Regions from separate parts of the Mus musculus genome. Here regions 2 and 3 are each linked to region 1. Evidence: chromatin loops called from intact Hi-C (ENCODE). Cell type or tissue: heart. All regions are shown on one strand.

Region 1 (8,000 bases):
CTTAAATGATTGGAAGATTTACTCTGAGGAATAACAAAAAATATTAATATAACTACACAGAAAAATTTGCTGCCAGTTGTGATAAATGAATGATTTGCTTTAATGTAGCACACTCCAAAAACATCACTACTATTCACATGTAAGCATCAGGTTAATATAAACAAGGCTGCACTGCTGCTTTGGGGAAAATAATCATCTTCAAAATTAATTTTCTAAGACGCCTTTAAGTTTTACATTGCCTTTCTTTCCCTGTCATGAATTTTAAGGGCTCCAAATTCACCACTAAATAGTTCAGTCTAATCAAAATAATCTTAAGAAAAGAAATGAAAAAGAAAGAAAAAATAGTACAAAAATTCTGAACACAAGAGAGTAAATTGAAAATTATATTCAGTGTATTTTTTTAAAGTTCCAAGCAATGGTTTGGTTTCCCTTTTCTCCCCTCTTCTCTGCACACCCTCCCACACACAACCCCCCTTCCCATTCCACCTCATCCAGACAGAGGGTAACAGTCTGAGCTGCCCTGGTTGAGTTGATCCTAAAGTTAACATTCAGCAGCCCATTTCCAGACAGCAGCGCTAAATCTATTTGGATAAAACGCGTGTGACCCAGACAGTTGGCATTTGGCCCAAACGCGTTGCACCAGCAGCTCAAATAAAAACAAGAGTAAGAAACTTACTCTCTTGTTCCCTCTCAGTGTGCTTTCTTACTCTGGCTTGCTCTCTTTGCCCCTAATACAAGTGGACAGCTTATCAAAAACATGAATTATAGCATATATTATCAGAAAGATTTTCCAATACTCCCTTCAGCACTCTTGTTCTCTCTCCCCAGTCACTGAACTTCAGTCTTATATACCATATATACAGACATACTCTGATAAACAAGGCTCCAGAGAGTTATGAGTCTAGCATGGCCCAAGTGGGCAAAAGTAAATCAAAACCACACGCTTTCATCTCTTTGATTAGCCTATTAAGAGCTTAACATATCCTAGAGCATCGGTGCTCAGCCAGCACACTACTGCTACCCTGAGAGCACAGGCATGAAATATGCACTTGTCTGAATACTAAAGACACTGACATGAAACGGATTCTCAGAAGGCAATTTCATAAGTCTGGAAATCGATTAAAAACACACATCATCATTACCTTCTCCACGCTATCTGGTGATTAGTTAAAAGTCCACGATGATCATAATCAAGTCCACTTCGCACAACATGCAAATTCATACAATAAGCGCGTATTTTCACATTATAAAATACCTGTAAGCCCCGGAATTTTACATCCACGAGTAGACTAGAGTTTAAAAGATTTCTATCTGTAATGTGAGTTTAGTGAAACTCACTTCTTGCCATAAAGCACGCACGCGCGCGCAGACACAACACAGAGAGTGAGAGAGAGAGAGAGAGAGAGAGAGAGAGAGAGAGAGAGAAGAGGGGGAGGGAGAGAGAGAGAGGGAGAGAAGGGGAGAGAGGGAGAGGGAGAGGGAGAGAGAGACAGAGAGAGAATATCTAAGCGTTTTTCGGAAGATAAGCAAAGCACAAGTTGTTGGGTTTTTTTTTTTAAGGTTTCATTGAATATTGTGAAGTCTTCCTTACCGTTTTCATCTTCAAATTCTGATAAAAAGTAAATTTCAAACAATAGAGATTGCACTGGACGACTCACGTATTCTTTTCTGTCTTTTCTTTTTGCCTGCCCGCCCCCCCTTGCAAAGCCACACCAGCCAGTTATTCTGCAGCCAGAATAAAACCCTATAGTCTCGCTAACTGGAGTTTTAAAGAACAGACTTTCCGATTTGGCAGTTAAAAAAAAAAAAAAAGAAAAGAAAAGAAAAAAAGAAAAGAAAAGAAAAAAATCCGTTCAATACATCCAAGGCTATCAACCTGAGAAGTGCTTTGCAACCCCCAACTCCCTCCCTCCCCCCACCCACCCCCCCTCAAAAAAAAAAAAAAAGGAAAAAAGAAAGAGGAGGGGAAAGGCTTATTAGGGGTGGAAGTGGTGCCCTCTCTTCCTGGACAGCTTAGTGCCTTTGCTATGCAAATAACATGTGCAGAGCATCAAAAGGTATCAGGAGAGAGAAGACAAGAGGAGCAGGAAGGGCAGGAAAAGTTTTGTTGAAGTAGCCCTCGAGCTCACTGCCGGCCCCAAGCCAACTTCAATTGCAGCAGAAGAAAATTTTGGCAGCTTTCCTCAGAGGCAGAACAAACTGACGTCAGTCTGCAGATGTGCCTCGGCTGCGTCGGGTGCGCATGTGTCCTGGGTCGTCACGTGGAGGGGGAGGGGAAGTAGAGGTACAATCGGGGTATCCAACCACCAGCCATTCAGAAGGGCTTAGACAATGTCAACTTTTCCACCCTGTGAATGAGAGAAACTCCGGCCCTCTAACCTCTCTCCCCTAACCCACCCCGCCTATTTCCTCCTCCTCTAACCTCTTGCGGAGTCTTGTCTGGTTTGTTATTTACAGTTTCTTGGAAAAAGGAAAGGCACGGGGTAGGGGGTGGGGGATGGGGTGGGTAGACTAATGTCACTGTTAGAATTTTTGGTGTCATTCTCTGACTTTTGTTTGTTTGTTTTATTTTAATTTCTGCAGTAAATATTTAAAAGTTATTCATAAATTTTGTCATGTAAGGAGTCAGATCAGTAGAGCAAAATTTCAAGACTTAAAGACATGAACAAAACGCCTGTGTGTTGAATATATACTTCAACAAGTGAAAATACCACCAAAAGAATAAAAAGGAAACGAAATTGAGACCTGCACATTTTCCATGTGATTATCGACTTCAGGTTATGTGGACCTATAAAAGGAAAAGGGGGTGGGGAGTATTGCATTATTTCCAGATGAGAGACTAGATGGTGTTTTAAACTGCACCAGGGAAAGCCACAAGTGAGGGGGCGGGGGGGGGGGGTGTTTTAGTTGTTTTTGTTTGTTTGTTTGTTTGTTTGTTTTTGCTTGTTTGTAGTAGATTGAAAGAAACTTCAATGATTGCTCAAAAGAAAATAAAGCCTAAGTCAGCCCCCTAAAAAGGTTGGGGGTGGGGGCCGCAGCGACAACACGGGAGCCCTGCTGAGATCTCAAGATAAACAAACAAAACATTTAGAACCGGTTCTTCTTGCTTTCCAATCCCACCTCCCCCTCCACATCAGCTGCCAGTTCAGCCTTTAAAGATAAAATACCACCCCGACATAGCACTTTCACTTTCATTTACCAGGAAAAAGCCCCTGGCATTAAACCATAGAGAAAAAATATGCCCACTGCACTTTCCAAGTCCTAAGCAAGCAAACAATGTCTGGCGAAAGTATCGGAAACAGGAAGAAAATCGAAAATAGCTCAGGACAAATATTGCCTTTCAGCTGTGTAATCTGCCGCATCATTTATCTGTCTGTATTGTGGAGTGCGGGGTTGGGAATTGTTTAAGGGTTGCCAAGGTTGGGGGAGGGGAAATTGAGCCTTGAAATTCCAGTCTTTAATTAACACCCAGTCAATTTCCTATGGTCAGAACCAGAAAATGAAATTGGACCTGAGGGATGTAAATAAGGAGGAGGCACGTTCTAAATACCAGTTCTTAAATTTCTAACTTCTGTTAACGTTGTTGTCCATTTGATATTTTTTCCCTTCCGTTCTGGAAAACCTTGAATGGCTTAAAAAGGCATAGGTGGGAACCTGGAAGGATACAATTACTTCAATGATTCTTAAAGGGTTGGAAGGCCATAACATTGGTCCAGGGGCTAGTAGCTCTCATCTTGACCTTGATCTTCACTATCTGGCTCAGTGCATAGCAAAAGTGGAAATGTGTTCTGTGGTTGGTACTGACAGTTTTAAATAAAGATTCATTGAGGTGTGTGTGTGTGTAATAGAGATTGCTAGACCTCATAACACACTAGTAAACACCAAAAAAATAAATGTGGCACAGAGCTACCTAGCTGTCTTTGCATAAAATCATCCATTAAGTAGATGAGACTCAACTTTCTTTAATGTTACAAACACTGGCTGAAGAAGGATATAGCCAGCACAGAAAAGCTAAGTAAAGGGGTCGCCACCAAGCACCTAGATGACCTAGGAGAAAAGCTTTTTTCTCTGTTAATTGGCCCTAGGAAGTAGCTGCATCCTAAAGCACGGTTTTTTCAGGGAGAAGTAGACTTTGGCTAATTACTTATTCAAAGAGTGCCATCCTGTGTCTAAACAGAGTAATGAAACTTTTCTAATTTTCCTTGCCTCTACCAAATGCTGAAAGTAACAGTAGTTATACAAAAAAAAGTCAAGTCCTCGGTGCTATGTTCTATCCAAAAGCATTTTATGATGTAAATGTTTCCCTTTTTATTATTTATATTTTTAAGTAATAAATGATACATATTTATAGTATGTAAACCGACAGCCATATATACATGGTGGAATGGCTAAAAAGAGCCACTTAAGGTTAAGGTTTGGTTCTGTGATAGAATGTTTGCCTAATATATAAAGCTCTGGATTTGTTCCTCAGGACAGCAAAAATAACAAAATTTAAAAGGCAAATCAAGATATTTATGTATTAATGTACATACTTAAGTTTCTTTATTGCTAAAACACTACAAACTATTCACTTAGGAATTTTCAAGTATATAATACATTATTATTATTATAACCAGGTCTCTTGAACTTATTAATTCTAACTGAAACTTTGCATATTTTGGCCACAGTTTCTTCAACCCTCATGCCCCGAAATCTCTTTAATGTGTAGGTCCTACCTCATTTCTCGTTCCTGTTCTAATGTCTTGTCATCTTTTAAAAAAGATTTACTTTTAATCACGTGTCTGCACATGGATATATATACTTGAGTGCAAGTCCTCAAAGAGGCCAACCTGTTGGGACGCCCTGGAACTGCAGATGCAGGTGGCTGTGAGCTTCTCAGATGAGTGCTGGGGTCCAAACTCAGCTTCTCTGCAAGAGAAGGATGTGCACTTAGCTACGAGCCAGCTCCCCAGCCCCTTGCTACTGCAGTATTAATATTCCGCACTTCTGTTAGCATGTAAATATTTTACAACAACTACTTCCTACTGTTTTAATCGCAATGAATGAGGGCTGGAGATGTGACTCATTAGTAGGACACTAAACCAACATGTATGAAGCAGTGGATTGAATCCTGAACACTAAAAGAAAGGGGAAAATCAATTTTGAATGAATTTCAGTTACAGTAGAAATTCTTCAAAAAAATATTATAATAACCAGTATTTCTTTCAAAAGTTTTCCTTCCAGCCTTTTCTTTCTTTCTTCATTTCATTAAAAGATCCTCTAGCTACACTCTCAAAAAATAAAACTTTTCAAGTGGTCTTTAAAAATATAATAAACTTAAGTGAACAAAACACATTCAGGAAACCAATGGGAGAATAATAGAAATTACATAAGGGGGCTGGCAAATGGCTCAGAGGTGGAGCACTTATCTAGCATGTAAGTTTGATCCTATCACTAAAAGAGGGGGGGGGGATATAAGTATAAGTATAAGTATATGTATATATGTATTTTTTAAAAAGGAGTAAAGAGACAAAAGTCTGAGAGATACTTTAAATTTCTTAATATATATAAGTTAAAATTAAAATTTTAGGCTAAAGGATAAGGTATTTCATAAAATTAAACTGTAGGTATATTCAGCAAATGTGATTAAAAACTCTGATACAAGCGGGCGTGATGGCGCACTCCTTTAATCCCAGCACTCGGGAGACAGAGGCAGGCAGATTTCTGAGTTCGGCTACACAGAGAAACCCTGTCTCGAAAAAAAATAAAAAAATAAAAAATAAAAACTCTGATGCTATGCTTGTAAAATTGAAGAGGGGGATTATCAAGATAACATATTATTAATTCTTCCTCTGAGACATTAAAGCAAAATTCAATATTTTAAAATTCAATTTGAAATCCAGCTTGTTGATTCATACCTACAAACCTAGTAGTCAGGAGAATAGAGCAGAAATATTGCCATAAATTGGAAGAATGCCTGGACAACATAGAGCAACACTGTCTCAAAAAATAAAATAAAAGCTGGAGAACATGATATAGTTGGTGACATGGATAAATCCCCAACATACATGAAGCAGGTGTGGTGGTACATGTCTATAATAGCAGCACTTGGAAAGCAGAGGCAGGAAGATCAGGAGTGCAAAGTCAGCCTGGGTAATACAGTGAGTCTGTGGCAAGCCTAGGCTAGAGACCCTGCCTAAAAATAAATTAATTAAAATTAAAAACCAACTCTATACTTTCTGTTTTTAAAATGTGTGTGTGAGTAGACATAGGCATGCTATATTACACATGTAGAGGCTAGAGGACAACCTCTGGTACTGTAACTTTCCTTCCACCTTCCTTGAGGCAGTATCTTTTCTCTACTGTATTCACCAGGCTAGCAAGCAAGCTTCCAGGGATTCTCCTATCTCTTCCTCCCATCTTGCCTTAAATATGCTGGTTAGAGATATGGACGACTACATACATCCATCTTAAGATGGTTTCTTGCAATCTGAACATGGGTCTTAATTCTTGACAAACCTTTCAATCCCTGAGTCACCTACCCAACCCCAATTCCATATAGTTTCTGAACAGCACAACTTTATTAAACAGTGCTCGCTTCGGCAGCACATATACTAAAACTTTATTAAACAATCTTTAACTTTATTAAATGAAATTTAAGAAAACATTAAAAATAAGAAACATAAGGCAAAATCCAGGACAAGAATAGACAATGTTATCAATAAAGCATACTATAAATCAAAAAATTTTAAAGAATTTTCTTACAAGTCTCTCATAGACAAAAAAAAAAAAAAGATTTAAAAAAAATGGTATGAACTGACAGGTTACAAGAAAAAAATGAGCTAACAAACAATAGGTTATAATAAAGTGCTTAATCTCAACAGAAAACACAGAAATAGTAATTCTTTTCTTTTTTTTTTTTAAAGATTTATTTATTTATTATATGTAAGTACATTGTAGCTGTCTTCAGACACTCCAGAAGAGGGAGTCAGATCTCGTTACGGATGGTTGTGAGCCACCATGTGGTTGCTGGGATTTGAACTCTGGACCTTCAGAAGAGCAGTCGGGTGCTCTTACCCACTAAGCCATCTCACCAGCCCCTCTTTTCTTTTCATAAAGAAGAAATGTGTTAAAGCTTTGTGATACCAAGGATATGGAGAACTAGGAACCTCCTACAGTTTGGTAAGATGTGGGACAAGAGACTACAGACTGACTCTAAAGACTCCAACATATACAACTGCTGTTCCATCTCTGAGCCTGGCTCAGGCTTGATGTACTTTTTGCTACTGCTATTGTTTGTTATGGTGAGAATTATTCTTTGTTTCTGTTTTATTGAGTTTTGTTTTAGAGAATTGTTTGGTTTTTTACTGACAGACTATTGTGTAGCCCAGGAAAATCATGAATTTGCTATGTACTCAGACTGGTCTTAAACTCCTGAACCTCCTCTCCCTACCTCCCAAATTAGGCGATTACAGGTGTGGTCCAGCACCTGACCATCCTCATATAATTTAATAGAACTTAATGGTTCAAGAAACAAGCTGGAGAGGCGGCGCCATCTTCGGCTCCAGACAACCGGCCACCTTCCTGGTGAGTGCACAGGGATCTGCCAGCCCTAGAGGTTTGTGCCTCAGGCCCCGGCGGCGGGAGCCTCCTTGGCTCCAGGACTCCGCGGAGGGCAGGCTGCACGGGTGAAGGTGTGGAATACAGAGGCCAGCCATTTCTGGGACAGGGGAGAGCCAGAGAGCTTCTGAGGCGGCCCCACCTTCCGTTCCAGACAACCGGCCACCTTCCTGGCCAAAGCAACACAGCTTCTGGGAAAGATCCTGTTTTGGGCCTTCATCTTCAGCCAGGAGGTGGTCCAAACACCAGATAACTGTGCACCTTCCCTGAAAGAGGAGAGCTTGCCTGCAGAGACTGCTCTGACCACTGAAACTCAGAGGAGAGAGCTAGTCTCCCACGTCTGCTGATAGAGGGCAACAAAATCAACAGAGGAACAATCTCTAAACAAAGACAACTATAAC
Region 2 (8,000 bases), 660 kb before region 1:
GTAGGGATAACTAATTAACCTCTCCTGGGTGCAATCTTAGGTCTATAGTTTAATCAAAATAAATTCTAGATAAAATAAGTATTTAAATTTTAAAACATGAGAATGAATGACAAAAATGAAGAATACTTGTCATCCCGATTGGTGAAGATAGTGTCTTATTGTGGGGAATCAAAGCCTTTCCTAAGCGTAAAACCAAAGGCAGGAGTGAAAAAGAAAAGATGGATGGGCTGATACCAGTCTTTAAAAAGAATGTAAAACTCCTATACAGTAAAGTAAACAATAAACCAAATGAAAAGAAAGTAATATTTACAATGCATGCAAGAAAGAGATTAGGCCTCTACTACGTGAAGGACCTCAGCACTTTGGGAAGTCTCTATGATTTACAAGACCTGTGCTTTCCCCATTACTGCTTGTGTGATCATCTGTCTGTCCCACTAAATTGAAAGTATAAAAGGAAACATACATTTTGCTTAACATTTTTTTCTCGGCTCCTAAGATAGTGCCATATACAAACCAAATACTGAAAACACGGTTATCGAATGAGTAGATGATGAGTGGATGCCATAAATAATATTTTGTGATTCAGAGGGAGAAAAATATCAAACTTTCCCGTTTGAGATCAGGATTCAAGGTAATAATGCACTGTACACTAAGGTAATCCACAGATAGCATTGAACATATTTGAATAGACTAGTGGCCAAAAGTTCAGATACAAACAACTCAGACAGACATGTGCATATATAAGCTTCTGGGAACCTTGAGGAAGTTTGAAATATAAACATTCTCTTATAGTCAACAGGAGTATAAATTGATCTGATCTTTCTGGGAAATATCTTGGCACTATGTGTTTTTCATACATACCTAGTAACTTCACATTAAAGAAATTCTCTTCCTAAAAGCTCAGCAATAGGCCAGCAAGATGGCTCAGCATGAGAAGACCCTTACTGCCAAGCAAGTTAGAACCCCCTGGACTCACATGGTAGGAGGGAACTGTTTCTTCCTATGAGTTGGCCTCTAATCTCCACATGCACTCTGTGACATATGTGTCTGTATACACACACACACACACACATGCACACACATGCACATACAATACATGTAATTATATTATTTAATGTTAAGCAAAAACATGAGCTAAGATGCATTTATTCATTGTTTTAAAAGTCATGCAAGAAAGGACATTTTGTAAATATGCCTACATTATATGTCTAGATGTGGTATATCCTTTCAATGGATATTGTGCACCAAGTGAGAATGCATACCATGTGTATTTATTGAAATGTTTGATTTATGTTGTTAAATAGAAAAGAGGAGGTCATAAGAGAGTTTCTCGAGAGCCACCCTCTTACCAACATACCTACACATGTATGCATTGAAGGGTCTGAATGGGTGTTCACCTACAGGGCAACAGCATTTCTCTCTGGGAGGTGAGATTTGGAGCAATCATATTTTCTTTTTGCATATCTGTGATTTCTGACTTTTTCACAATGAGCATGTAGTATCTGTATAATTTTTTCAGGGAATAAACAATGATGTTGATGACATATATTAAATGGAAAAAATGTTATTAAACAGTATGTATAGTATGATATAATATTTGTAAAAAAAAAGAAAATCACATATAAATATATCTATGTATATATATATGCACAAAGAGCTAGAAGGCCATACACTCCAATGTGAACAGCAGTTACCCATGGGTAGTGGGACTAGGGGCGATTATTTTGCTTTTTGCTTTTCTGTGTTTTCTAATTTTTCTACAATGAACATGTATTACTTGTGTAATAAAAACTAATAATAAAAATTTAAAAATACATAAAGGAGTCATTGTAAGTCATCACTCATCCTTCCTCTCTCTCCCCACCCTTGTTTGGCTTACTCCTTGTCAAAATAGGAGCCGTGGGAAATAGAGAGGGCATGCCAGGGCAACGGAAGATAGAGCAGAAGTGGGGGTGGAACCTGTGAGGCAAGATGGGGGGGGAGGAGGGAGGGAGGGAGGGAGGGAGGGAGGGAGGGAGGGAGGGAGGAAAAGATGAGAGAAAAAAGACATGCTGTGAAGTCAACAGAGGAAAGATTATAGGTGCTTTAGAAACTGTCACTAGTAGCAACCTCTAAACCCAGCTTATCTGTCAACTGCAAGAAGACACGAGGGCAGAGCATTAGATAGTTTTAATTTCTAATAAAAGAGTACAAGTATGTGCTTGAATGCGCACACATAGTCCTGGGAGCGCCCACACACCTAAAGAAGGGTCTACAAATTCCAACCATGGATTGACACCACAAAGCTTTTCAAAAAGCAGCATTGGGTTCTCTAGAAGGCTATGCAGCCTTGTTTAAATCTCAATATGTTGCCACCAATAACAGCACTTTGGTTGTTGTTCCCATCTCTGTCCCCTCTTTCCCTTAGTAACAGAACCCCAAATTTCTGAGAGTTATGGAAAGGCTGCCTTTCCCGGGCAGTCATGAGTATTACCACAGCTCCAAAGCTGAATGTCTGCCAACAGGATGCAACAAGAGCCCATCACTTTCTACAGAAGTGGGAGCATGCAACTCCCAAATGATGCCCTTCACATTGTCGGCATGAATCTCTTCTCTTTCGTGCCTACTGGAAAGAGTGTGCAGCCAAGCACGCACCTAGATTCAGAGAATCGACCATTTCAGGGTCTCAGAAGTTTGTTTGTCCCATCTTTTCTTTAGTTTCTTTGCAGTACTAGGCTTCACCAGCCGAGTGCTCTACCACTGAGCTACATCTCCAGCATTCTTTATGCTTCTTCCTAAGTCAGAGCCTTCACTAAGTTATCCAAGTTGACCTTGAAGTGGTAGACTTACTGCCTCAACCTCCCAAGCAACTAGCAGTAGAAGTCCAAGTCTCCAGGCTCGGCCACAGAAGTTTCTTAACAGGCTTAGACCACTTACCTCCATTCTATTTCCTATGAACATCAGTCAGTCAAGTCACTCTGTCTTAAGACATTATTAATAAAGTGAACTTCTAAAGGGAAAAACCTGCTTATTAAGCATTCCGTTTCCTCGGAATAAGGAATGGGTAATTCCGAAATCACTGGAAGTTCTGCCACATAAGAATATAATTATCTGCTTAGAACCAAAGTTCTATTATTAGAAAAATAAATAAAACATTGAATGACGCTGTTGGAGGCTAGAGAGAGCAGGGGAGGACTTGTGTCTACTGTTTTTAAAACAAAGGTCTGCAGCTTAACAAGGTACTGAGTGTCATAGTTAGCCTCAGCTATTAAGTTGGAACAACTCAGAGTCACCCTGGCGGAGGGTATTTATTTCCCCACAAGAGGGAAAGATTGGGTAACTGGGTTAGATCCTCACAATATACATAACTAAGACTGTTTTAAGCTGTTGTAGAGAGAACACACTGGCACAGCAGTTCCCACTGGGGTTGCTGGCAACAATGTATCTGCTGCCCCTGCTAGGATCCACCAAAGGAACCCTGTATCTCCACCATCACCCTTACTTAGCAATGATTTGATCTCGCTGAGAATAGAAGGTTAATGGTTACTGGAATATTTACTCGGTCTTTTTTTCCCCCCAAATACATTACCTCTCCAGGCTAAGAGCCAAAGTGCTGCTGCTGCCGACTGCTAAGTACATCCATTCCACTGATAGGTTTGAGAATTGGAGAAAGAAGTCCCATAAAAGCAGTTGGCACACCATGAGTTAAGTCTGCTTCCAAACCCTGTTGCACAGAAGAACAATATCAGAACAGCAGTGTCTGCTCAGATTCTGTCCCCGGGGCCGCTGGAAGATGTAGAAATTCCCCTTTTCCTATTTTATGGTTTCCAGAATAAATGGCTACATGACTCTTTGGGAAAGGACTCAGGGGATGGAGGTCACTGCTGTATAAACTTTATAAGTCTTGTGGAGACCATGTAGCCTCTCTTTCCATGGAGGAGTTAGGGATCTGATACAGGCTCCTGGGTAGAACTGAGCAAGGGCTTGTGATGGCAGGTTTCCATTTATCCACTTTTAACCCTTCCAGACTACCCTGCCCACGTGAACACCATGATCACCATCCGCCATCTCAAACGATCCTCCAGGTCTGTCTCTCCTGATATATGTGAATATTTATGTCCATCGTGGGAGTTATGTACAAGTACTTAGCTGCAGGTTTAATGGGAGAGGAGCAGCTTCAGGGAAAGATAGAGGAGGAGGGAAAGAAGAAAAACAGTGCAGCCAATTTGGGTCCCGAAAGGACCGGCTTAATAACAAGAGGAGGCATCACTGAAGAAATTACAGAGAAGTCCCGAGAAACTGGGGATGGAGCTCGGTGGTACCTGCCCAGCATGAAGAGAAAGCCTTGGTTTAGTGCAGGGCTTGGGGTGGTGGGTGGGACAGGATAGATGGAATAATTTATACAGATTTATTTTTTTAATGAAAAGGATGGGGTATAAACATGTCCCACATAAGAATCATTAAAATAAAATCAATGAGGGTGAATTTAGACCTCGAGTTATTACGTTTTGGCTTTTTTATGGTTTGGGTTTGTTTTTTATGCTTGATTGATTGATTCATTGCTCATTTTTAGCAGGGTCTTATTCTATTGCTCAGGCTGCTCTGAAACACACTAGGTAGCCAAGCTAGGCTCAAATTCACAGCAACTCTCCTGCTTCACCCTCTCAAAGGCTGGGATTGTAAATGTGAGCCATGATGCTTAGCTAGTGTTCTTTAATCTGTATCGCCAGGTCTGGGAGTCACTAACAGGACTAGACAGGAGGTGCAAGGGTGGGTAGTGTGGGTACAAACTACAGGGAGTCTGCTCAAAGCACTGGCGAGAAGGTGAGGCAATTCACCCAGTTTTCTCAATAAAATAAGGAACCTAGTACCAGCTGAAGGGTGCTATGGGCTTGAAGAGAGGGGATTAGGGAATGAAATTATCCCAATCAACCTAGCACAATCCTAAGATGCATCCGAGTATACGAACTCGGGAACACAGTAGATCCATATATAAGCCGACCAGACCACAGAGTTACCCTCACACCCTTTAAAATCAATATTCCACTTAAAAAATCAGTACTATCATTTCCATACCCATGGACAATGGTCGTCCCACCTCACACTGCCAACAGAAACTTACTAATGTTTGACAATTATGTTTTAGTGGGTTTGACAAAGAATGTGGTTAAAGACTTTAAGAAGCCTCTTGTCTACAGTAGATCTAAGCCAAGCCACGGTTCAACCACTTAGTGCAACATCTAAAAGGGGCCTGAGCTGACTGCTGGAGCACGCAGTAGGACCCATTAGCAGCTTCTACATCTGAAAGGCATTCGTTTTGAGATAAAATTGAGTTTACCTTAAAGGGATCTGCTACCACGGCACCAGATTTTTCTAAAGCTATCTCTCAAACTATTTAGAGGCTTTCTTCAGGTGGCAGGGACGCTCTTCATTAGCCAGACCAGGAGGTGTTTCTAATCATAGGGCCTAAGTTATATGAATAAGAAGAATGCACGTTCCCTTCCACAGCCATATCTTAGAGGTAAATTTAGTTTTGATGATAAGCTCCCAAACCAACAGGTTCCAAAGAGTTACACTTGGACCCTACTGACAACCAGGCCCTTCTACCACTGTAGGGCACTCAAGACCAGCGCAGGAAGTGACTCTCCCCTGATGCTCAGCCAGCCTAAGCGAGCAGAGTCTGAGGACAAGAGCTGGGCCAAAGAACCTTTTTCCTGAGGGGCAGTATGTGTGTCTTGGCGGGAGGTAACCCTAAAGGAAGGACTGGGAGACCTGGGAAGAAGAGGAAAGTTAGGGATAATGTCAGCCATAACCTCCAAGTTTGCTAGAGAAAAAAAAAAGTTCAATGATATTTGCTAAAACATAGTAAGGTCAGCCTTATTCAGAACCTATAGGTGAGAATAGGAGCCTCTACAATAGGACTTTGCATGGGAATAGGAGATTGGACTCGGTTCCTTATACAAGGGCAGGTTTTCATCTCATGGGAAGGAGGGGCTGGGGAAAAGAGTCGTCAGTAGACAGAAAATTACTAACAGTCACCATCAGGGCTGGGGAAAATTCTGTTTAATTGAACCTACTGAGACTCTTGCTAGAGACAGGCCAATATGATCAGACATCCAAGAATGGTGGATTTGATCAGCTATTGAAAGTGATGTATTATCTTGTGATTGCCATATCCAGGGATCCATCCCATAATCAGCTTCCAAACGCTGACACCATTGCATACACTAGCAAGATTTTGCTGAAAGGACCCAGATATAGCTGTCTCTTGTGAGACTATGCCGGGGCCTAGCAAACACAGAAGTGGATGCTCACAGTCAGCTATTGGATGGATCACAGCGCCCCCAATGGAGGAGCTAGAGAAAGTACCCAAGGAGCTAAAGGGAACTGCAACCCTATAGGTGGAACAACAATATGAACTAACCAGTACCCCGGAGCTCTTGTCTCTAGCTGCATATGTATCAAAAGATGGCCTAGTTGGCCATCACTGGAAAAAGAGGCCCATTGGACTTGCAAACTTTATATGCCCCAGTACAGGGGAACACCAGGGCCAAAAAGGGGGAGAGGGTGGGTAGAGGAGGGGGGGTGGGTATGGGGGACTTTTGGGATAGCATTGGGAAATGTAAATGAGGAAAATACCTAATAAAAAATAAATAATAATAATAATTGATGCTCAGAAAATTAAAAAAAAAAAGAACGTCAGAAGGTTTGGGGGATGGCTGGATGTTGGTAAGGGAGTGTGTGTACCGATGTGTTAGAAGAAAGTTCAGAAGCCTGACTAAAGTTTGGCTGGGCAAAGGACCTTTGTCGCGCTCTCAGTGCCTTTGACTTTCCTGCAAAAGATGATGTTAGAAAGCTCAACTCTTGACCTTTGCCTCCACCCTGTCATCTCTTCTCCCCAGCGCACGCGCACCCACTCCCAGCTCAGTGCACATTATGTTACTCAAATCCATCAGCAAAACAGCTGCTCAGACCCCTCTGTAGGTACAACTTATGCAGCCTGAGGAATGTGGGCAGATTTTTCTAAGTTTTCCTCCAATTCCAGTCTTCCGAGTGGTCCTGCCCACACACGGCAGGGTGCAGTGTGAAGTGGGGAAGGCAAGCACTCAGATTCCCAGGAGAATATGAGGGAAACAACTAGGACTGAGTCTCTAGTCTCTTCCTACTTCAGAAACAGAAGCAAGGGTCAGACAAGAACCAGTTCTGACACAAGTTTCCTGTGTCTGTTCATATGTTCACTCACTCGCGTAAGGACACGCGGCTCTATGTACAACCCGGCTGTCGGTGGGCTCTCCTTTTCGCCAAGGAATGACTATCTCTCTTCTCCACGCAGCTTCTTAAACTTAAATCAACTGTTCTTCCCATTACTAAATCCCCTGACTGAATTCCCCTCTGGGGAAGCAGACCGGAAGCCATCCGCAAGGACCGACTTCTAATGTCCCTTCCAGATTTAACAGAAACCATTCCGGCAGCCAGCGCTTCTATAAGCACAGCTCTTTGAGAAGTACTTGTTACTGTAGACTCAGTTCCCTCCACTTGCTATAGATTTGTAGTGAGGCCTTCAGACTCTATGGAGCAGAAGCTATAGATAGTTACCATTATACAACCATTTGATAAATAACCAACCATTCTAGGACTTGACATTTTATTTACCTGCACACAAGTGCAGTTCCTAGTTCGTCCGAAAGATGGCAATACAGCGCTTTGTGCTTCATTGTCTTTGCAGCTATTTCTAATTCTGCTAAATTAAAAAACATATTGAAAGGAAAGAAACTTTATCATGAGAGAACGGAAAATATAATTTTGTTTTCTGCTATTTCATTATTGTGACAGGAATATCTGTAAGTAAATTGTTCACATATTCAAAATATTTTAAAAGCATGAAAAATATCTTAGCTCGTGTAATTTAATCCTGCCACTCACCTATGTAAGGGCTATTTTCATTTTGTATAACAATAAGTTCTGAAATTAATCAAACAGTAACTCAAATATATTCATCTAGCAAATAAGTGGAGCTTATT
Region 3 (8,000 bases), 330 kb before region 1:
TAATTGTGAAACTAGATAGAACATGTTTTGTTTGTTTGTTTGTTTGTCTTTAAGGTGAAATATCAGAGCCCAGGAAAATCTCAGGAGAAGCGCCTTGCCTGTGGGCACAAAGCCCTGGGGTTTGGCTGGAGCATCTCAAAGAAAATCGTTTCCAAGGGAGAACTTTGTATACTCATCCAAAGCCCTTCTCTTCATTCTAGCATCCATTCTCTTTGATGGCCTCCGTTCTGGTCTATTTTCTTTCCCCATGCAACAAAATTTCAGGAGTTCAATATTGCCAAGCTATAGACGTTTTATAAGTTGTTTTAATTTTAGCAAAAACGTGAATTTTTTTTAAGAGAACCTTTGTCTTGCCTTCAATTCTTTCAAATGTTATCCCCTTTCCTAGTTTCCCCTCCGAAACTCCCCTATTCCCTCCCCTCTTGCCCTCTTCCCCAACCCACCAATTCCTGCTTTCTGGCCCAGGCATTCCCCTATACTGGGGCATAGAACATTCACAGGACCAAGGGCCTCTCCTCCCATTGATGACCGACTAAGCCATCCTTTGTTAAATATGCAGCTAGTCCCTCCATGTGTTTTCTTTCTTGGTGGTTTAGTCCCTGGGAGCTCTGGGGTTACTGGTTAGTTCATATTGTTGTTCCTCCTAGGGGGCTGCAAACCCCTTCAGCTCCCTAGGTACTTTCTCTATCTCCTTCATTGGGGACCCTGTGCTCTGTCTAGTGGTTGACTGTGAGCATCCACTTCTGTATTTGTCAGACACTGGCAGAGCCTCACAGGAGACAACTATATCAGACTCCTGTCAGCTAGCTCTTCTTGGCATCTGCAATAGTGTCTGGGTTTGGTGGTTGTTTATGAGATGGATCCCCAGGTGGGGCAGTCTCTGGATGCTCCTTCCTTCTGTTTCTGCTCCAAACTTTGTCTCTGTGACTCCTTCCATGGATATTTTGTTCTCCATTCTAAGGAAGAATGAAGTATTCACACTTTGGTCTTCCTACTTCTTGAGTTTCATGTGTTTTGCAGATTGTATCTTGGGTATTCTAAGTTTCTGGGCTAATATTCACTTATCAGTGAATGTATATCATGTGTGTTCTTTTGTGATTGGGTTACCTCACTTAGGATGATATCATCCAGATCCATTCATTTGTCTAAGAATTTCATAAATTCATTGTTTAAAATAGCTGAGTAGTACTCCATTGTGTAAATGTACCAAATTTTCTGTATCCATTCCTCTGTTGAGGGACATCTGGGTTCTTTTCAGCTTCTGGCTATTATAAATATGGCTGCTATGAACATAGTTGAGCATGTGTTCTTATTACAATTTGGAGCATCTTCTGGATATATGCCCAGGAATGGTATTGCTGGATCTTCTGGTAGTACTATGCCTAATTTTCTGAGGAACCCCCAAACTGATTTCCAGAGTGGTTGTGCCAGCTTGCAGTCCCAGCAGCAATGGAGGAGTGTTTCTTTCTCCACATCCTCACCAGCATCTGCTGTCACCTGAGTTTTTGATCTTAGCCACTCTGACTGGTGTGAGGAGGAAATTCAGGGTTGTTTTGATTTGCATTTCCCTGATGATTAAGGATGTTGAACATTTTTTTAGTTGCTTCTCAGCCATTTGCTATTCCTCAGTTGAGAATTCTTTGTTTAGCTTTGTACCCCATTTTTAATAGGGTTATTTGGTTTTCTGGAGTCCACCTTCTTGAGTTCGTTATATATATTGGATATTAGCCCCCCTGTTGAATTTAGAATTGGTAAAGATTCTTTCCTAATCTGTTGGTGGCCTTTTTGTCTTATTGACGCTGTCTTTTGCCTTACAATAGCTTTGCAATTTTATGAGGTCCCATTTGTCGATTCTTGATCTTACAGCACAAGCCATTGTTGTTTTGTTCAGGAATTTCTCCCCTGTGCCCATATCTTCAAGGCTCTTCCCCAATTTCTCCTCTATAGTTTCAGTGTATCTGGTTTTATGTGGAGGTCCTTGATCCACTTAGACGAGCTTTGTACAAGGAGATAAGAATGGATCAATTCGCATTCTTCTACATGCTAACCACCAATTGAGCCAGCACCATTTGTTAAAAATGCTGTCTTTTTTCCACTGGATGGTTTTAGCTCCCTTGTCAAAGATCAAGTGATCATAGGTGTGTGGGTTCATTTCTGGGTCTTCAATTCTATTCCACTGATCTACTTGACTGTCACTGTACCAGTACCATGCAGTTTTTATCACAATTGCTCTGTAGTACAGCTTGAGATCAGGCATGGTGATTCCACCAGAAGTTCTTTTATTGTTGGGAATAGATTTTGCTATCCTAGGTTTTTTGTTATACCAGATGAATTTGCAAATTAACCTTTCTAACTCTGTGAAGAATTGAGTTGGAATTTTTATGGGGATTGCATCAAATCTGTAGATTGCTTTTGGCAAGATAGCCATTTTTACTATACTACTCCTGCCAATCCGTGAGCATGGGAGATCTTTCCATCTTCTGAGATGTCTTTGATTTCTTTGTTCAGAGACTTGAAGTTCTTATCATACAGATCTTTCACTTCCTTAGTTAGAGTCACTGCAAGGTATTTTATATTATTTGTGACTATTGTGAGGGGTGTTGTTTCCCCAATTTCTTTCTCTGCCTGTTTATGCTTTGTGTAGAGAAAGGCCATTGATTTGTTTGAGTTAACTTTATATCCAGCTACTTCACTGAAGCTATTTATCAGGTTTAGGAGTTCTTTGGTGGAATTTTTGGGGTCACTTATATATACTATCATATCATCTGCAAATAGTGATATTTTGACTTCTTCCTTTCCAATTTGTATTTCTTTAATCTCCTTTTGTTGTCTAATTGCTCTGGCTAGGACTTCAAGTACTATATTGAATAGGTAGTGAGAGAGTGGGTAGCCTTGTCTAGTCCCTGATTTTAGTGGGTTTGCTTCAAGTTTCTCTCCATTTACTTTGATGTTGGCTACTGGTTTGCTCCATATTGCTTTTATTATGTTTAGGTATGGGCCTTGAATTCCTGATCTTTCCAAGACTTTTATCATGAAGGGGTGTTGGATTTTGTCAAATGCTTTCTCAGCATCTAAGGAGATGATCATGTGGTTTTTTTCTTTGAGTTTGTTTATGTAGTGGATTATGTTGATGGATTTCCGTATATTGAACCATCCCTACATCCCTGGGATGAAACCTACTTGATCATGATGGATGATCATTTTGATGTGTTCTTGGATTCGGTTTTCGAGAACTTTATTGAGTATTTTTGCATTGATATTCATAAGGGAAATTGGTCTGAAGTTCTCTTTCTTTGTTGGGTCTTTGTGTCATTTAGGTATCAGAGTAATTATGGCTTCATAGAATGAATTGGGTAGAGTACCTTCTGATTCTATCTTGTGGAATAGTTTGAGGAGTATCGGAATTAGGCCCTCTTTGATCCAGTCCCCAGGAGGCCTTTTGTCAAGTCTTAGACACCCTGTTGCTATTTTATCCTGGTTAGTAAAGGGCATGGGACCCTGCTCATGGTTCTCCCTGTCCAGGGGTGTTGTTTAGGACTGACACTTCATCAGGAAGTCTTGCAACAGTTGACTTCCTCTTTATGAGAGATACTATGTCACAAACTTTGTCTTCAGCAGAGCCAGCGTTCTGAATACTAATCTGTGAGGAAGGCTAGACTGACCAACAATCCACACTCTGTCTAGATTTATAAAGTAGTTGGCAAGTTTGCGACAACAAAGCCATCAGTTCCTGAGCCAGCTGAGACCCACCAGCGTAACAGTGACATAAGGGTCCTAAAGATGACAATCATGGCGGTTCTCCCAGACTTGGCGACTAGCAGTCTCCCTGTTTCTTCAGAGCAACTCCCTTTCCTGGCAGTGTGGCTGTCACCTACTTAGTTCACTTGACTTTCACCATGACCTCCATCAGCGTCTGAGAGAAAAGACCCAGCCTTTTGACACCCACCAGCAACAAACCTACCAGCCCCAGATCTCCACGCCCACTCACTTCTTTTGGTCCATGAGGGTTCTTCCCCGTTCCCATTTCTGAAGGATGCTTTCCTTCTGGCCATCTAGCTCACCCAGGGTTGGAGGAAAGCCAACTCCATTCTCATCCTGTCCAATGAGGTCAGCTCCCCTCAGTCACATCCCCTAGACACTAGTTGACCCTGCTCTGCTGTCTCGGTAAAGGTCACTCAGCTTTTGAATTCTTTCCACCCACACCCCCACCCCAGTTACGTGTGATACCTTCTTAGAAACTTAAAAATAACATTTATTTCCTCAGTGGTTTTGTATATTTCCATCTGGCAAACTTTATTTTGTTCCGTGTGTTTCTAAGGGAACAGAAACGAAAATGGTTTATGTCCTGCTTCCTACACTGGCCTGCCGTTGTCAGGACCGGAAATGCCCTCAGTCCTAAGCGGGTACACCCAACCGCGAGCTCAGCCTCAAAGCAGAGGCTGTGTCAGCCACGAGGACAATGGGCATTGTTTGCTTGTTGGAATGTCTACTGCAGTGCACTTGCCTGAGTCAGTGACTTTTTAAAATTTTAATAGATTCATGCCACTTTGTCTGGATATAATTATAGTGTAAACGTGGTTTGCGTTATAACTATTACCGCAACAACCGAGTCCTGTTATTAAAATGAAAGTGAGGACAGGACAAGAAGTCAAGATGATGGGCAGTCGTTACTGGGCGGGACTCCCGGGGGCTGCTGGAGTGCAGGAAGCATTCTATTTGAGGAACCGGGTGGTAATTTTCATTCTGCCACAATTCGTTGGGTTTATTTATAGTCATATTTTTCTATGCATTTGTCCTGCTTTAATAAGTGTAATTTAAAAAAAAAAAGCAAAATATAAGACGGGATTTGATGGAGGTTGGCAGCTGAGGCCATCGCCCACTCCCACTTCACCGGCAGCATTATTTAAGTGTCTACTTTGTGATCCACAGTAAGCAAACTCTTGGACATATTACAGAGAAGGTAAGCTTGGGACCACAAGGCCTGACCTCAGGGAGCTTAGAGTCCACAGGCAGTTACAATTTACATGAAAAGTGCAAAAGTTAGGTGGTAATCTTTAATTTTAAAGAATGGCCATTTTCACTGTGAGACTTGTGTGCTGAGCACATTCGTCCCCTCAGCCTCCCGCTGATCCCCTCTTCCCAGATACTCCTCTATCTGCTTCTTTTCTTCTCCTCCCCTCTCCTCCTCCCCTCTTCTTCTTCTCCTCCTCCTCCCCTTTCCTCCTCTTCCTCCTCTTCTTGTTCCAGCACTGTATTTTATTTGGTTTCTTATTCTTTTTTTTTTTTCAAAGATTTATTTATTATGGTACATAAGTACACTGTAGCTGACTTCAGACGAACCAGAAGAGGGCGTCAGAGCTCATTACGGGTGGTTGTGAGCCACCATGTGGTTGCTGGGATTTGAACTCTGGACCTTTGGAAGAACAGACAGTGCTCTTACCCACTGAGCCATCTCGCCAGCCCTGGTTTCTTATTCTATCCTAGGTTAGCTGGCTAAAGATCATGTGCAAAAGTGAGGTCCCTGCCAGGGGTTATACCACCTAAGAAAATGTCCTTTCCTTCTCTTCGAAACTATAAACCACCCATCGATACTCAGGGAAGATGAAATCTCAGGGGAAATAGCTGCCACCCGTGGTAGGATCTAAATGGTCGGCTCTCTGGTGGTTCTTCTGTCGGAGAACTATCTCGTTCTAAAAACAACACAATACCCCACTCCACTCCTCCCTCCCTTCTAGATTGAACTAACACTTCTTAGTTTGGACAAATCTACCATGCTGAGATGTAAACATTAGAGAACTGGCCTAAGGTGTACGTGAGAGACATCTCTGCAACCTTTGCAGCTTTTCTTCATTGGCCCTATTTTAGATGTAAAGTTGTATTTTTTTAAGTGCCACGAAAATGACTGTGAGCTAGAGATTATTTTTGCATTAAGGGAATTGAAGGTGATTTCATAGATAAAAGGACATTTCGAAGGAGCCTTAAAGGAAAGGTGAGATTATTAGAAAAGGAAACAGGATGGCCAGTGGGGGAGGAGCACGCAATACAAGAAAGAAGTCTACAAACGTGCACAGCTGAGCAAGAAAGAATCATGTGGGGAAAGCATGGGAAAGGACCGGGCACCTCAGAGAAACTAAGATAAAACTCTAGATTTAGTTCTTTGGCTTTATCTTGTGGTGTTGGGATAAAATCTTGCACATTAGACCAGTGCTTTTCCCAATAAGCCATACCCCCAAGTAAATGGTTAAAAGGTAGGTAGAGTGCGTGCGCGCACACGCGCACACACACACCTCTGAATTACTGATAAAATTCATTGTTTTACAATGCATGGTCACTTGAAAACAGAAACTAACACAGTTAAGTCAGCCACACATACCACGTGTGTGCATCTGCACTGAGGTGAAGGGATTAAACAGTTCAGAAGCATCCCCTGCGTGCCCCTGCGTGCCCCTGCGTGCCCCCTGCGTGCCCCTGCGTGCCCCCTGCGTGCCCCTGCGTGCCCCCTGCGTGCCCCTGCGTGCCCCTGCGTGCCCCCTGCGTGCCCCTGCGTGCCCCTGCGTGCCCAGTGCTCAGGGTACGTTAGCTCTTTTAATCACTCCGAGAGCCTTATGAAGCAGCTGTTCTTGTTTTATTTTACAGATAGAAAATCGAGAACTTGTTTGCATCCAACAAACACAAAAGTCATAAATATAAGAAGTAGATACAGCCACCTGAGGTCTCGTTCGCTTCCAACAAACACAAAAGTCATAAATGTCTAAAGAAGGTGGTGCGCTTGGTGCCAGAATGTGCTTCAGCCGTTAAAATGGAAACAGCTTTACGCTTACATTTTACTTAAATCTATTTTAACTGAAGAGAAACTCAGCTGGGACTAATTTAAGTTCTTCAAGACACAATGGCCTTGATAAAGCCATTTATCAAGTGGTTTTATGAAATAATTCAGAGGAGTATGTTTGGCAAGGGGGCAATTATCCCAGAGTACCTAAGTGCAATGAGCCTGGCCTGCATGGGACAGACACAGTATGGAAGGGTTCACCCCAGTCTCAGAAAGTCATCTCTTGTCTCTTGTAGACCGAGAACAGAAACAACTACGCTGTATCACGTGTACACAGACATCCCAGCTCCCAGCTGCGATCATGTCTGCATCCACCTAAGAAAAGTGGAAAGGATTTAGCGTTACTGTTCGGGGTTTCTAGAGACATGACTTGCCTTCAGAAAAAGAGTCAAATTGCTCTGTAGTTGAAAGTCACATGGCTTAACAATCCATATTGTCATTTTCCTTTCCCCTAGTGACTACGGCAAGACGAAGTCTTTTTGACGGGTTTGTGTGGGATTTTTAGTGACTCCCTTAATCAGGCAAAAATGAGTTCCTCAACAATCAATAATTGCCAATTAGGAATTCACCTTTTGTTGCTTTCTAAGATGTCCCATCACGAAAATAAACCATAAAACCATTTCTGCCTCTCATGTGTGGACGAGAACGAAATCCTTGAATGGAATTTTTGTTTCACTCTAGATGCTCTGCACCCTGTATCTGCAGCCTGGTGGTAGGCAGGCAACCAGCCGGGCAGTGAAGAAGGCATCTTGTGCTTGATCCTGCCACTCGGCATCCCAGGGTGTGATGAAAACTGGAACAAATCTGGAAACCGTGGAGGTGCCAGAAGGTTACAGTCAGAAGACGGAATTATTTGAGTCAGTCGGGAATGTCTGGTTCTCTTGGGTTAGGCCTCATGGGTAGCATTGTGCTGCAAAAACAACTGGCGAGGAGAATTCCAGAGGAGTAAACATGACCTTGAACCTTTGGAGAGAGATGCTTATCTTTCTCTACTGTTAGGGGGGGAAAAAAAGAAAAAAAAAGAGGCCGAATTCTTTCTTCCACCTTTTCATCTTTCAAAATGAAAATTGTTCAGCTCGGTTCCAAACCTGAGTGGAATTTGGAACGGGAGGTGGGTGGAGAACCTTCCTCCAGCCCTTGCTTTATGCTGGGTTTTATTTGAAATAAATTC

Evidence for each region. Peaks named below come from ENCODE experiments on the same cell type or tissue, not always from the same donor. Only the 100,000 strongest peaks of a DNase experiment are listed, where the experiment ranks them.
Region 2: it touches region 1 in a loop (7-fold over the local background); 19 of 42 quality-filtered maps call a loop at or near these places.
Region 3: a loop joins it to region 1, with 4 times the contacts of the local background. A loop is called at or near these places in 5 of 42 quality-filtered maps.

Annotation. Positions count from the first base shown.
Region 1 is chr13:104,281,256-104,289,255 of GRCm38, reverse strand. Adamts6 (a disintegrin-like and metallopeptidase (reprolysin type) with thrombospondin type 1 motif, 6) reads right to left here and starts at 1,421. Exons shown (of 25, transcript NM_001081020.2): 1 at 1,256-1,421. In heart, a CTCF peak has its summit at 4,175 (motif pointing left); DNase peaks (open chromatin) are centred at 575, 2,235 and 3,215; H3K4me3 peaks cover 3,880 bases; H3K27ac peaks cover 3,497 bases.
Region 2 is chr13:104,939,720-104,947,719 of GRCm38, reverse strand. It overlaps Rgs7bp (regulator of G-protein signalling 7 binding protein), which reads left to right. Exons shown (of 6, transcript NM_029879.2): 6 at 1-567. Among named protein-coding and RNA genes, the nearest start is that of Gm41048, 29 kb to the right of the region's middle. In heart, a CTCF peak has its summit at 7,667; no DNase peak of the experiment used is centred here.
Region 3 is chr13:104,607,066-104,615,065 of GRCm38, reverse strand. No RefSeq gene overlaps it. Among named protein-coding and RNA genes, the nearest start is that of Cwc27, 210 kb to the left of the region's middle. In heart, no CTCF peak of the experiment used is centred here; DNase peaks (open chromatin) are centred at 4,045, 4,415 and 4,655; H3K27ac peaks cover 296 bases.